2 separate regions of the Homo sapiens genome follow, and region 1 is linked to region 2. Evidence: chromatin contacts called from ENCODE Hi-C or POLR2A ChIA-PET data. All regions are on one chromosome and are shown on one strand. The core of a region is the stretch at or near the end of the contact, and the rest is flanking DNA. Distances in the headings are between cores, read along the strand shown.

Region 1 (6,215 bases), core at 3,446-5,945, 450 kb before region 2:
TATGCTTGGTTGTCATGGGGGGTGGTAATATCTAGGATGCAGTCCACATCCAATATTCAGACAGGTACTGTGAAAGTGATGTTGCCATTTATTTCTGTGATCTGGCAAGAGCACAGGATGTGATATGCTGGGAGACATCTGAAGAGTTAAAAGGATCATGTTTCTTTCTTTCAAATGCAAGAGGTCAGATTGTAAAGATGGCTATTCAATTGGTTGCCTGTGTCTGTGGATCTTATACCATTCAATTGTAAGTTCCAGAGATGGATGATTGTTTTTTGCATGTCTCAACTGAAGGACAGAGAGAGATTGAAAATCCAAAAGGTCCTCCTTTTCCTTGCTGAGGTGTGTTTATTTTTATACTTCTTCAAGGACAGCAGTTTTGCACAGTGCCTAGCACATAGCAAGACCTCCAAGAATGTTAGACCATATTGTTAATATTACATGTTTTGGAGGCTAAGGCCCAAGTAGAGAAAATATGAGCATTGGAGTCTAAAACCCAGATCTGAATTTGGGCTTCACCCCTTACTTGCTGTGTGACCCTGAGTAGGTTACTTACCCATTTTGAGCTTCAGGTCCTCATTTTGTTTTACGGCCACAATTCCAGTCTCGTAGAGAGTGTAACCCAAATAAGAGAGTCGTCAAAGAGAGAAGGGTGCAGGAAAGGAGCAGGAGAGAGTGCATGCTCGATTGAAACAAATGGTGGGTCCCGTGACCCTACTGAAATTTCACAAAGCCTTTCCTGACAAAAGTCCTGAAGTTGACAAATTGAGGATTACTGTGTCTTAAATTTCCTATAGATGTATATTCTCTTTACCATGTATTCTGAAAAGTAAAGAGAGTCCTTTTTGTTGATTTATCCTGAGTTGGAGGTGGTGGGTGGGGGAGAAGGGTTGGATCAGGAAGTAGATTGGGCTAGTACCTACTGTTTGTGGGATGGAAAGTGCTTAACTATTTTGGAATATGTACATACAGGACATATTCCATGTTTTAAGCCTTCTCAGGATTAAAAATACTTCTCTTTCTTTGGCTAGGGTAATGTTGCTAAAAAATGACCAAGAAGCTGGTGAAAAGGGATGTGGTTAGGGTTTGGGAGGGTTGGAGGATGGAAGGAGATCCTTATATGAAAATTCATTTTATAGCCAGTAGAACCTTCCAATAGAGGGAAGGTAAAGTAGTTAACTTACCAAATGGGGTCCCTGGGGAGTTCCTTTAGGAAGCATGCTCCTTATTGTAATCCAAATTTATTTGTGAAAGTCTATTTTATGCCACTTTTTATATCCTACAAAAGTTAAAATTCCTCCTTATCAATGTAGTAAATTTGGGGAATTGGGGAAAAAAGTATGTCTCTTAAAGATTTTGCATCAAATGCTCTATTCTGGTCTGGTGCCACCCATGCTGGGAACCACATAGTATGATGGAAACTGGGAGTCAAGAGACCTGGAGTCTCTTCTAACTGTGCCTTTAATTTGCTCTGCAGCCTTGGGTGCTTACTTTCCTTCTCTGGTACTCAGTTTTCCTATCTGCAATATAAAGACCTTGACCAAGGGAATGTGGATTGAAAATTTTTAAAAAGTTATGTATATGGGATACAAATGAATTCTTTCACTGATATGAACATTCATGGAGTTCAATACAAAAATGGTGAAAGTGGAGCCTCCAGCAGCTGCCCCATCTCTGTATTAGTGGACCCCAGGGTGTCCCTGATGAGCCCCCAGGGCTCTGCAGATATCAATATGAAAACCACAGAAGAGGATCTTCAACATCATGTTCAGCTTTGTTATTTCATAGACAAATGTGCCATAATGAATACACAGCCCCGAGGCAGACCAGAAAATGTTTGTGCATGAGGTGGGAGGGGTGGGGGACTTCCCTGGAGCCTGGTCAATGCTGGCTGCTAAGAGAAAGCAGAGAGCAGTCATTCTCTTAACACAGATGGATCTGAATGCAGAGGGGCCACAGAGTCACATGGATTCTTACAGCAGAGCAAAGGAAGTCCCCATCCAGGAAGGCTGTTGTGGAGGAGGGGATCAGGTCCTCATGCTCTAGCTGCCATTTGGCTGGAGGTAGCCGGGAAATGGTCAGCTGGCTTGGGATCAGGGCATTCAAGAAAAATGCCTTTGGGTGCCCTTGCTTGACACTGTTCCTCTGGGTTCATTGAATCTGTACCTGGGCCATGTGGAATAAGCCAAACAGGCTTTGGGGTAAATGCAGACTGTATCCCCCTTCCCCTACACCAGGACAAGTGCCACCCAGCCTTGGAAGTCCAGCTCCACCCCAAAGCCCTTCCTGACAATGGCCGCTCCTATGTTTGGCAGCTTTAGTCCACTTTTAGCCTGATCACCTGCTGAGTCCACCTGCAGGCCTTGAACTGACCTAGTTCCCAGACCAGTCCTGAGAAGGGTGGAGCAGTGCTTCACAAAGTATGTGCCAAGGAACCCTGTTTCCATAGGAGATTAATGTGTGTTCAAGGTAAAAATAGATATTGTACCAAGTAAGCTTGGGAAATGGTGAGTTGAAGTTAAGCAGATTTCTTCATTATGGAACATCTCAGAGTTGAAACTTTAAGAGGTAGTCATGTGTGGATTTTCGAAACATATTTGTTTCAGGGAACCTTCCACCTTTGCTTTATCCAGCATCTGTTCCATGGAATTCTTTTTGGGGATTGCTGGGACAGAGTGTTTAATCAATAGCTTCCACACTTCTATTCAGTGATGCTTAGAATTAACTCAGGCTTCTGTCTTTAGGAGTTGGTAGCTGAGTCATGCATTCATTGCTGAGTTTTTGTGTTCATTGCTGAGCTTTTGCGTTCATTGCTTAACCAACATTATTTGAGCACTGCAATTGTCAGGCCCTAGGTTGGTGTGAGACCACAGAAAAGAGTAAGTTACCCATTTCCTGCCCTGTGGAGTTCACAGAAGGCAGTCAAAAGCAAATACGTAGCTGCAAACACAGATGGCAGACTCTGTGCTAGAGGTCCTCAGCCTGGTTGGAACATCTCCAGCACTGAGCACAGTGCCAGTGCCTGGGACACAGTGGGCAGTGGTATCAGCTCTGGTCGCCTTCAACTCTGAGTTGGGAGCCATAGGCAATCCTAAAATATTGGTTGACACAAGTAAACAGTTTGTTTTTTCCTCCTGTGGTAGGCTGTATAATGGCCCTCAAAGATGTCCTTGTCCTAATTTTTGTAACCTAGGAATATGATTCCTTACATGGCAAAAGGGACTTTTCAGATGTGATTAAATTAAGGATCTTGAAATGGGAGGATTATCTTGGATTATCCTCATGTCCCTGCTGTATCCTGATTGTCCTGATGTTCTCACAAGGGTCCTTAAAACAAGGACGCAGCAGGAGCCAGAGAGGAGAAGAGGCATGATGGTGAAACCAGAGATTGCAGGGATGTACTTGGAAGATAAAGGGAGAGGCCACAAGCTGAGGCACAAATGTGGCCACTAGAAATCAAAAGAGCCAAGGAAAAGGATTCTTCCCTCAGAGGAAACAGAAGGAACAAGCTCTGCCAACACCTAGGTTTAACCCCAAGAAACTGATTTTGCACTTCTGACCTCTAGAACTGGAAGAGATAAATATATGTTGTTTTAAGCCACTAAGTTTGTGGTCATTTGTTACAGCAGCAGTAGGAAATGAAGACACCCACCTAACACAATATCCAGAAGTAGGTGGCAGGAGGAATGTGCAGCTGCTTGAGCAAGTCGTCCAGGATCGAGCTCTTCCAGATTCCTGTGGCACCATCCTCCACACGTGGCATTCTTCCTCCTGATTATAAGGTGGGTGCGATATCTCCAGGCGTCACGTCCACATGGCATGCTGAAAGGAGAAAAGGGCTAAGGCTTTTTCCTTGGAAGCCTCTCCACCCCCTCTTTTTTTTTACATTCAAGGAAAGATGCCATTTCTAGAGATATCTGCTTAGATAGCCTCTACTTGCAAAGAAGTCTGTGAAGGTGATATTTTTTTGATGGTGCATGTTACTTTCCTGACCAAACTGGGATTCAGTTGGTAAGGAAGAAGGTGATAAAGGACATTGGGAAGGCAGATATCCTAGTATCTGTGACCATCCTAGTGTCCGAATGCTCAGTAAATATCTGTTAGAGGACTAAATGAATTATGGAAGGAGGGAAAACTGGAGTCAAGTTGTAGATCTGTTAGCCCATGTGAGGAAGTGGGGGACCCTGAGCTAAGGCAGGGATATAGGGGTGGGTAGATTGGAAGGGATGTGAGAGTTAATTCAGATCCACGGGGCTTGGTGACTGAGTGGAGAATCAGTGATGACACCCACCTTTCTAAGTCAGGTAGCTTACTAGATGGGGGTGCAGTTTACCAGGAAATGGAATACTGGGTGGTTTTGGATCTTCTGAGTTCAAGGTGTCTGTGGTCCAGTCCTCTTAACCTCCCTCCCTTGCCTGCTTCTCAAGGCTGTTTGCTCAGGACCAGCAATTTCCCAGGGGCGATCTGTCTGTGTGCAGCTGCAGCCACAGGGTGACACTTCTTTTGTTTTCTCTTTTTATCCCTTTCCTGTCTGGGCTGAATCCAGCCATGTTGTAAACATTTTTACGGTCAAAGCATCTTGGCAGCATCCTTCAAGCTCCAGCCTGGTGCCTCCGCTCCGTGACTCACTGGCAAAGATCTTGCTGCATAGGATCAGTTTGTTTTTTTCAGGGGGGTTGGAGTGGGGCGGAAGGAAGAGCCTCCGGTTACGGTGCTCTTAATGACTTAGTCACAGCCTGGAGTTCTCTGCTTCAGACTGCTATTTTCCATCTGTACAACTGGCCATTCAGGTACCTACTTCTAAAATTATGACCAAGGCTGTTGTATCTCTGTCGATGTTGGACCCTATAGCTCTCCATATGGGGTCAGCCTTTAGAGCTAACTGTCTCAATCCCTTTTGTTCTTGGACGAGTGGTTTGAGTCTTCCCTTGGATGGCACAGACTGTGAGAGCTCATGGATGTCCATGGTCTTCCTGGATACCTGGCTAGACTGCATTCCTCAGCCTCCCCTGCAGTTAGGACTGGCTGTGTGACTGGATATTGAGTGCTAGTGGAAAGAAGGGTTCCACTTCCGGGCCGGCCCATGAAAGGCCCCTGTGTGGTCCTCCAGGAGAGATCCAGAAGTCTCTGCGGCCCTAGGTGAATTGTGGAGTAACAGATGGGAAAAGCTTGGGCCTCTGAATCACTGTACAAAAGGCTACCTGCTGGACACCTGGGAGCTAGCCAGAGCAGAGGCATTCCTTCCACTCCTCCTGGAACTCTGTATTTTTGGAATTATCTCAGGGACTATGGTCAATGCCGCCCAGATTAGTGTTTGGTGATAGAACTTATCTTAGGCTCTTTACATTTTTATATAATTTTTATCTTTGCTTGTGTTGTTTCTACCTTTACATTGAACACCCTTTGAAAGCAGGGATTATGTCACATAATTTTATTTATTCAGAACAACAAACAGTGTTGAGTAGACAGCAGGCACTGACAAAACTTGTACTTTAAGAATTAGAGGGCCAGATGTGGTGGCTCACACCTGTAATCCCAGCACTTTGTGTGGGTGGAGCACCTGAGGTCAGGCGTTCGATACCAGCCTAGCCAACATGGTGAAACCTCATCTCTACTAAAAATACAAAAATTATCTGGGCATGGTGGTGGGCACCTGTAATCCCAGCTACTCTGGAGGCTAAGGTGGGAGAATTGCTTGAACCTAGAAGGCAGAGGTTGCAGTGAGCCGAGATTGAGTCATTGCACTCCAGCCTGGCCAATGAGAGAAAATCCATTTCAAAAAAATAAAAGAAAAAAAGAATTAGATATGTTTAAGAATTACAACACCATTTCTGCTCAGTCCTAACACCATTAGGGAATATGTAAGCAGCAATAAAAATATAAAATACAGTCCAGTATCCCTCCCAGAGCACACAACAGTTTCTCACTGATTGTTCAGAGCTTTTGTAGCTTTCAGCGTACATATATTAGATGCTAATATGATTATCGTATGTATTGAGCACTAACAATTTTCCCAACACTATGCTGAAAACTTTATTAAATTATCTCTTCACACACCGGGGCCTTTCAGGGGGTGGGGGGCAAGGGGAGGGAGAGCATCAGGACAAATACCTAAGGCATGCGGGGCTTAAACCTAGATGATGGGTTGATATGTGCAGCAAACCACCATGACACATGTTTACCTTTGTAACAAACCTGCATGTTCTCCACATGTA
Region 2 (6,843 bases), core at 1,147-3,646:
GACTGCATGAATGGCCACGTAAAATGCATTTCAGCACTGTCTATACAGATAAATGACAAATCCTTTTTCTCAATGAATAAATTTTGGTGAGTGCCAAATGGTTCTCATACTGTTTCCCACTGCGCATCAACAGAGACAGGAAGAGGCATGCAGTGAGACCCAAAGGTTAATTGCTGTCAGGGTGCACCTGTGTGAAACTGATAAGTGCTCACACAAAATTGGTCACTGCATCAGTGGCTGAAATAAGAAAAAAATTAAGGCTGCGCAACTCTGAAGTCATACATGGGAAGTGCCCAAAGCACCATATAATCTTTTCAGTACAAACAGAAAAAGCCTTTGATAAAATTCAACAAATATTCATAATTAAACAACAATCAAAAAAATCTCTTAGCAAACCAGGATAACAACAGAACAAAGTTTCATAACCTCATATAGGATACCTATTAAACCTGTAATAAGCATTATTTTAATATTTGATATTTGTAAAATGTTAGAATTATTACAATTAGAATCAGGAAAAAGACAGATACCATTCTCACTACCTCTTTTTCACACTAAACTGGAAGACATCGTATAATCCTCCAGGAAAAATAAATAAAAGGCATAAGTATTAAAAAGAAAGAAACAAAACTCTGTTAGCTGATGATATGATTGTCTATGTAGAAGACCCCATTGAATCTGCAGACAAATCAGTATAAATGATGAGAGATTTACAAGGTTACTAGATCTTATGTCAATTTTCAAAAACCATTTTCATGTCTACACACTAGCAACAAAGTTAGAAAATTTAAATTTAAAGATATAGTTTACATTTACAGATGAAATAATATCATGTTTGGGATTTTCTTAATCATAATCTTGGGAAGGGTAGGAAGAGAACAGCTGTCTTCTCACATCATGCCACCACCACCACCTCCACATGGTCATCACTACCATCTTTACTAGCATCCTCAGGGCAAATCACTGCCACTTCTACCTGCTCTCACCATGATCACTGCCATTACACCATTACTGCTATCCTATCACAGTCATTGCTACCACTGCCACCATCACACTGTCACCATCATCTGTACCATCTCTAGTACCATCCTTTCTCAAAACATTAATACCACCATTGCCACCCTCACCATCACCATCACCACTGTATTGTTTACTACCATCTTGACTACAATCCTGTTACTGACATCTTGATTACCATTGTATGGCCACCATCACCACTATCAGCAGCAATGCCATCTTCACTACCATCCTCATGGTAAACCATCACCACTGTCACCACCATCATGGCCACCACTATCACCAATCTAAATGTCTCTGTCATCATTATGACATCATGCTGGAATCATTACTACCACAACCATCACCACCATCTCATAGTCCCCATCATTACTACCATCCTTACAAGCAAACCATTACCAGCATGACCAACATCCTCATCATCACCATCATTATTACTTCCATCGTGGTACACTTGGGCTATCACTACCACAACCACCATCAACTAGAGCTAGGTGTCCCTCCACTGTGCTCCCAAAGCCTGTTGCATGCATTGTTCACACTGCTTCATAAAACCTGTGTACATGTTGTCTCTCTCATTGAGTGGTGACCTCTTCAAGAGCAGGGACAAGAACTCATTTTATTACATAGTTCCTACACCAAACACAACACCTGGCACATAGAAAGTACCAAATCAGTATCAGTTGAGTAAAGGAATGAATGAATAAATGAAAGCTACTATAAATAATAATAACTAACAATCACGTAAGGCCTTCACGTAAAGCTCACAATAATCCTATGAAGTGGGTAGTACCACCCTTGTTTTTTTTTCAGACAGGGTCTCACTCTGTCACCCAGGCTGAAGTATAGTGGCTCAATCATAGTTCATAGCAGTCTCAAACTCCCAGGCTCAAGCAATCCTCCTGACTCAGACCCCTAAGTAGCTGGGACCACAGGTGCACACCATCACACACCCAGCTGATTTTAAAAAAATTTTTTATAGAGACGGGGTCTCATTATGTTGCCCAGGCTGGTCTCTAACTTCTGTGCTCAAGCAATCCACCCACCTCAGGATCCCAAAGTGCTGAGATTACAGACGTGAGTCACCCTCCCGGCCTACCCCTATTTAAGGATGAGGAATTTGAAGGTCAGTGACTTGCCCAAGGTCACATAATTAGTAAATGGCTAAGCCAGAACATGAGCCCATTTCATCTGGCTCCAGGGCCATTGTCACTACCTGCTGTATTATAGTTTGCCCCAGCTTTTCCTTATATTTCTAGCTGCAAGGTATAATCATGGAGGGAAAGCATTCATCTCATGGGAACCTCAAAATCCTTGGAATGTGGATTACCTAGAGCCTACTTGTCAGCTTAGCTACCGTGAGTTGGGCTGTGCCTCTGAATATGACTCCCTTGAAAAATATCCCCAATTCTCAGGGAACATTTTCAACTCTGGGTTGAAAGTTGATAGTTTGTGCTTGTTTCTAATGAGCTTCCTGTCTTAGAAGGGGAAAACAAAGGCTATCTAATAAACACAGCTGATTAGCAAGCCTTGAAATATCCCAAACTCCTAAGAGAGGAAAGCCAATTGTGTGTGAGGGTGTGCAAACTCACGCGGGGCAGTATAATTGAAGGAAGCTCTCAAGGAGTTGGTGTATTTCAGAGGAATGTATCATCCGCTGCCACAAAGCTGGGCTCCCTGACCCTGGCCTTGGTTTAGCTCCTGGAAACGCACTGCAACAGGACGGCATGTAACTATCAGTGGTGACACATTCAAAACATCCTCTGCACATTCCAGCACTGCTGGGGGTGGGGAGTGTCTACAAGAAACACCTGATTTATTAAGAAATCCCTACTCCTTTAAGCCAAGATATGCTAGCGAGGCTCCACAATGACTTGGCAGCACCACAACGACCTTGCACACTCACCCAGCTTTGCTTTCTGAGCGGGACTCCCAGAAGAACATGTTCCATGGTGCCCTCCTTGCTCAGAGACTCTACTTCGGCTCAGCTACAGTATGCAAGCCACAGCCAGCAGCATCGTGCTTACTTATTTGCTATTGGGTTAATTGGGTATCATGCATGGTACTATTTTTCTGCATTGTCTTAGCTGATATGACAACCCAATCAACCAGGTTGCCTTTGGATCGTTATTTTATAGACAAGGTAACCAAGTGTATTAGTCTGTTTTCACACTGCTGATAAAGACGTACCCCAGACTGGGAAGAAAAACAGGTTTAATGGACTTACAGGTCCACATGGCTGGGGAGGCCTCACAATCATGACAGAAGGCAAGGAGGAGCAAGTCACGTCTTATGTGGATGGCAGCAGGCAAAGAGAGAGAGCCAAGTGAAAGGGGTTTCTGCTTATAAAACCATCAGATTTCATGAGACTTATTCACTACCATGAGAACAGTATGGGAGAAATCGTCCCCATGATTCAATTATCTCCCACTGGGTCGCTCCACAACACAAGGGAATTATGGGAATTATAATTCAAGATGAGATTTGGGTGGGGACACAGCCAAACCATATCACCAAGGATAGAGAACTAAAGACTCCACCAGGGAGTTGTAGGTCGTCAGTGCTGCAGCCCAAATTTCAACCCAGGCCTTCGGACTCCAGAGACTGTGGTTGCAACCACTGTGCTGCACTGCCTCCCCAAAGACTTAATTAGAGGGCCCTTCAAGGGAAAGCTCCAAGTACATGTGAAAAGGGAACTCTTGCAGGCCTCCATTCTTCTGAACATGCACACGTTAAATGGAAGTGCAAACTTTCCAAGTAACTTCTACGCATTTCGTTTAAGGTTGGTGTGTGTGTGGCAGTTCTCCTTGATGGGTTGTAAATGCCCTCAAGGCAGGAACTGTACATGATATCTTTTGTGTCTCCCATACCTAGCCAAGTGCCTGGCATAGAGCAAGTGGTCTGGAAGTGTGTTTTTAAAGAGGGGAATGAAGATGATGATCCTAATGAAATGATGCTGCTCTCTGAGCCCTGTGGTTGTTTTCAGTCTGGCCTCCCACACTGTCCTGCAGGCAGCCTATACTCCAGCCCCATTGATCACCTCCCCTAGTCCCATAGACACACCCACGCTTTCACATCTCTGTGACTTTGCCTACGATGTGGCCTCCACCTGGAATACTGTTCTCTGCTCTCTCACCTTTCTTTAAAAGCCCATCTCAATGCCACTTTCTCAGGAGACTTCTATGGGTCCCTCCTGCAGCTAGAAATAATCCCTCATTCTGAACTCCCACAGTTCCTGTTAGTTCCTTCCTGTTCTTTCCCTACCCCTTTTCATCTCAGAGGGTTATTGTGATGCTGAACTGAGATCATGTTCAAGGAAGCTCTTTGTAAACCAGGAGGCACTGTCCAAACATGAGGGCTTATGAGGGCCCAGATCTCATCAACTAAAGAATGATATGGTCAACAGTGTCCAATTCTATGCTGCTCAATACAGTACTTCACACACTCAAGGAGCATTTGCTGAAAGCCTGGTGTTTCCCAAGCTGGTCTTGAACTTCCAAGCTCAAGCAATCTTCCTACTTCAGCCTCCCAAAGTGTTGGGATTACAGGCATAAGCTACCATGCTCAGCTCAAAAAACAAAACAAAACAAAACAAAACAAAACACACTTCTTGAATGACAGAATTGCACCACGGAAGAGAAGGAACAGAGTTTGGTGAGCAGGTAGCAAGCACCCCCTTCCCTCTGCCTCTCTCTGCACAGCATCCCCCAAGTATCCCCCAAACTTGCACACACCCACATACATAACACCACTCCCACTAAATAGACCCCAGACACCACAGCCTTCCAAAAACTTCTATTTTTTTCTATCCTTGCACATTCTGCTTCCATGTTCTTCAGCCCCTCCCAACAGCCCCCAAGCTTCGTGACTCTTCTAGCTCCACTAAACTATTTCCCTCTCCAAGTACTAAAATGCTAAGTATTTATTTTAGGATGGAAGAAAATTACAGCCTGTAATTAGCACATTTTTTGAACATATTGCCTAAACCACTGCTGTGTGGTGGAGCCAAGAACAAGCAGTAGTAAAATTAACAAGGTTTATTAAACAGAAGAAACCATTCAGAGCTGAGCTAATGCAACAATCACATGGAAGTCCCTCCTCTCTCCTGGGGCAGCTCTCTCGATCATCCCTTAAAGAGGAATGACACTCTCCTCTGAAAGCCAAACTATGCATGTCACAAACAGGGATCAGGGAAGAGAGCTGGATTTATAACTCAGCTCTAAGATCCATGAGCTGTGTGACCATAAGTTAGTCAAACAACCTCTCTGAGTCTGTTTCCCACCTACAAAATAACGAAAACCTGTCTGATATACCTGATAAGTAACAGGACTACTATCTTCACATCCATGCATTCAGGATCTAATACACTAATACATGCTAAAATGTTTTCTAAACTTGAAGGCCTATATCCTTTTAGGTTATTATTCAACATTTTTCTCTTTCTATCTTCTTTCTCTCTCCCCAACAACTCTCACACACTCCTCTCTCCAAGGCCTTGGTGTAGGACTGTGTCAGCTAAATAGGAGGGGTGACTTTCCCTAATTTGAACAAAGATGTCATATGGGTGAGTGGTCCTAATCTGGGATGCATGGAATGGAAAGCAACAGAATCACAGGGGAGTGCTAACAACATCACCTGGGGCAGATGGGAATGGCTTCTGGCAAAACGCACCATTTGAACGAATTACCTTTTGGAGAAGTCATTTGCCAGGGAGAGAAGGTAGGAAAGGGCCTTCCCATAAAAGGAAAACTCATTGAGGAAACACAGAAATATGAAAACCTACGGCCAGTTTGGGAAATGGCAAGTTGGTCCTTCCGGCTGAAGCCGTAGGAAGGTTGAATAATGCTGAATGCTGGGAATTTATTAGATGTCTAGTCATGCATTTCTTAAATATCTCATCTACTGAGTGTCAGGTCCTGGGTGCTAGGCCCTGAAAAGTTTTTAAAGGATTGTTGAGAGATATTATTCAGAAAGAAAGTAAATGTCCTTCTAATTGTGAATTCCAAGAGTCTTATTTCTCAATGCAACATCCAGCCATGCCCACTGGATCTAGGAATGTAGGTTGTGGCATGATGTCAACAATGAGGCTCCCCCAAACAATATGGGTTTCAGATTTTTCTCTGAGACTTCAACCAGTGAAATGTACAGACACTGTGGATTTCTAGGCGGTAACCACACATGGGAATAAGCCAAGAATCTTCTTTAATCCAGATAGATTGGATGTGACCTTAGGAAGGCAGACTGAAAGAGTTTAACATGTGGAAATTTTTGCTAGTGTGTTGTACCCAGTCTGGAGAAAGACTACGTAAAGAGCAGAGGATGATCAGATCAAAATCTACCCTACAGGGGCAAGAAGTTGGGCCATCCAAGTGCCACCCAGTGGAAAAGCGGTTCTATGCCTGCCACTCAGACACCAGTAGCATCAGCTGGGAGCTGGTTAGAAATGTGGAATTTCAGGCCCCTCCTCCCGACCCACCAAATCAGAATCTACTTTTTCATAAGCTTTCTGGAAAATCTGTATGCATATTGCATTTTAAGAATCACGACTCTAGACTTTTTCCTATAAAGCGTCAGAGATGAATATCTTAGGCTTAGCAGGCCTTACGGTCTCTGTCCCAACTACTCAGTGCTGCTGTTGCAGCATGAAAACAGCCACAGGCAAGATGTAAATGAACGAGTCTATTCACTTGAATGGCTCTATTTTAACAAAACTTTATTTATGGACACTGAAATTTGAATTTCTTATGATTTTTACATATTATAAAACAGCATTCTTTACTTTTTTTTCAGCCACTGAAAATGTATAAACCATTCTTAGCTCAGAGG

What was found. Hi-C counts contacts between places; a loop is a spot of excess contacts on that map. ChIA-PET counts read pairs that join two places held with the same protein, here RNA polymerase II (POLR2A).
Region 1: a loop to region 2 is called in a map of endothelial cell of umbilical vein, with 6 times the contacts of the local background. The contact joins two enhancer-like sites. A Hi-C loop is called at or near these places in 1 of 168 maps with a recorded cell type or tissue (endothelial cell of umbilical vein). POLR2A ChIA-PET finds 5 or more read pairs at or near these places in 1 of 52 experiments (activated CD4-positive, alpha-beta T cell).

What each region holds. Positions count from the first base shown.
Region 1 is chr12:105,932,856-105,939,070 of GRCh38, reverse strand. No RefSeq gene overlaps it. Among named protein-coding and RNA genes, the nearest start is that of NUAK1, 200 kb to the left of the region's middle. RefSeq lists an enhancer at 3,127-4,326. Within about 2 kb of position 4,695, at least 8 of the 41 ENCODE cell types and tissues checked have a DNase peak (open chromatin) inside an H3K27ac peak, as active enhancers do; they include endothelial cell of umbilical vein, where a contact is called at or near this core.
Region 2 is chr12:105,481,389-105,488,231 of GRCh38, reverse strand. No RefSeq gene overlaps it. Among named protein-coding and RNA genes, the nearest start is that of C12orf75, 150 kb to the right of the region's middle. Within about 2 kb of position 2,396, at least 6 of the 41 ENCODE cell types and tissues checked have a DNase peak (open chromatin) inside an H3K27ac peak, as active enhancers do; they include endothelial cell of umbilical vein, where a contact is called at or near this core.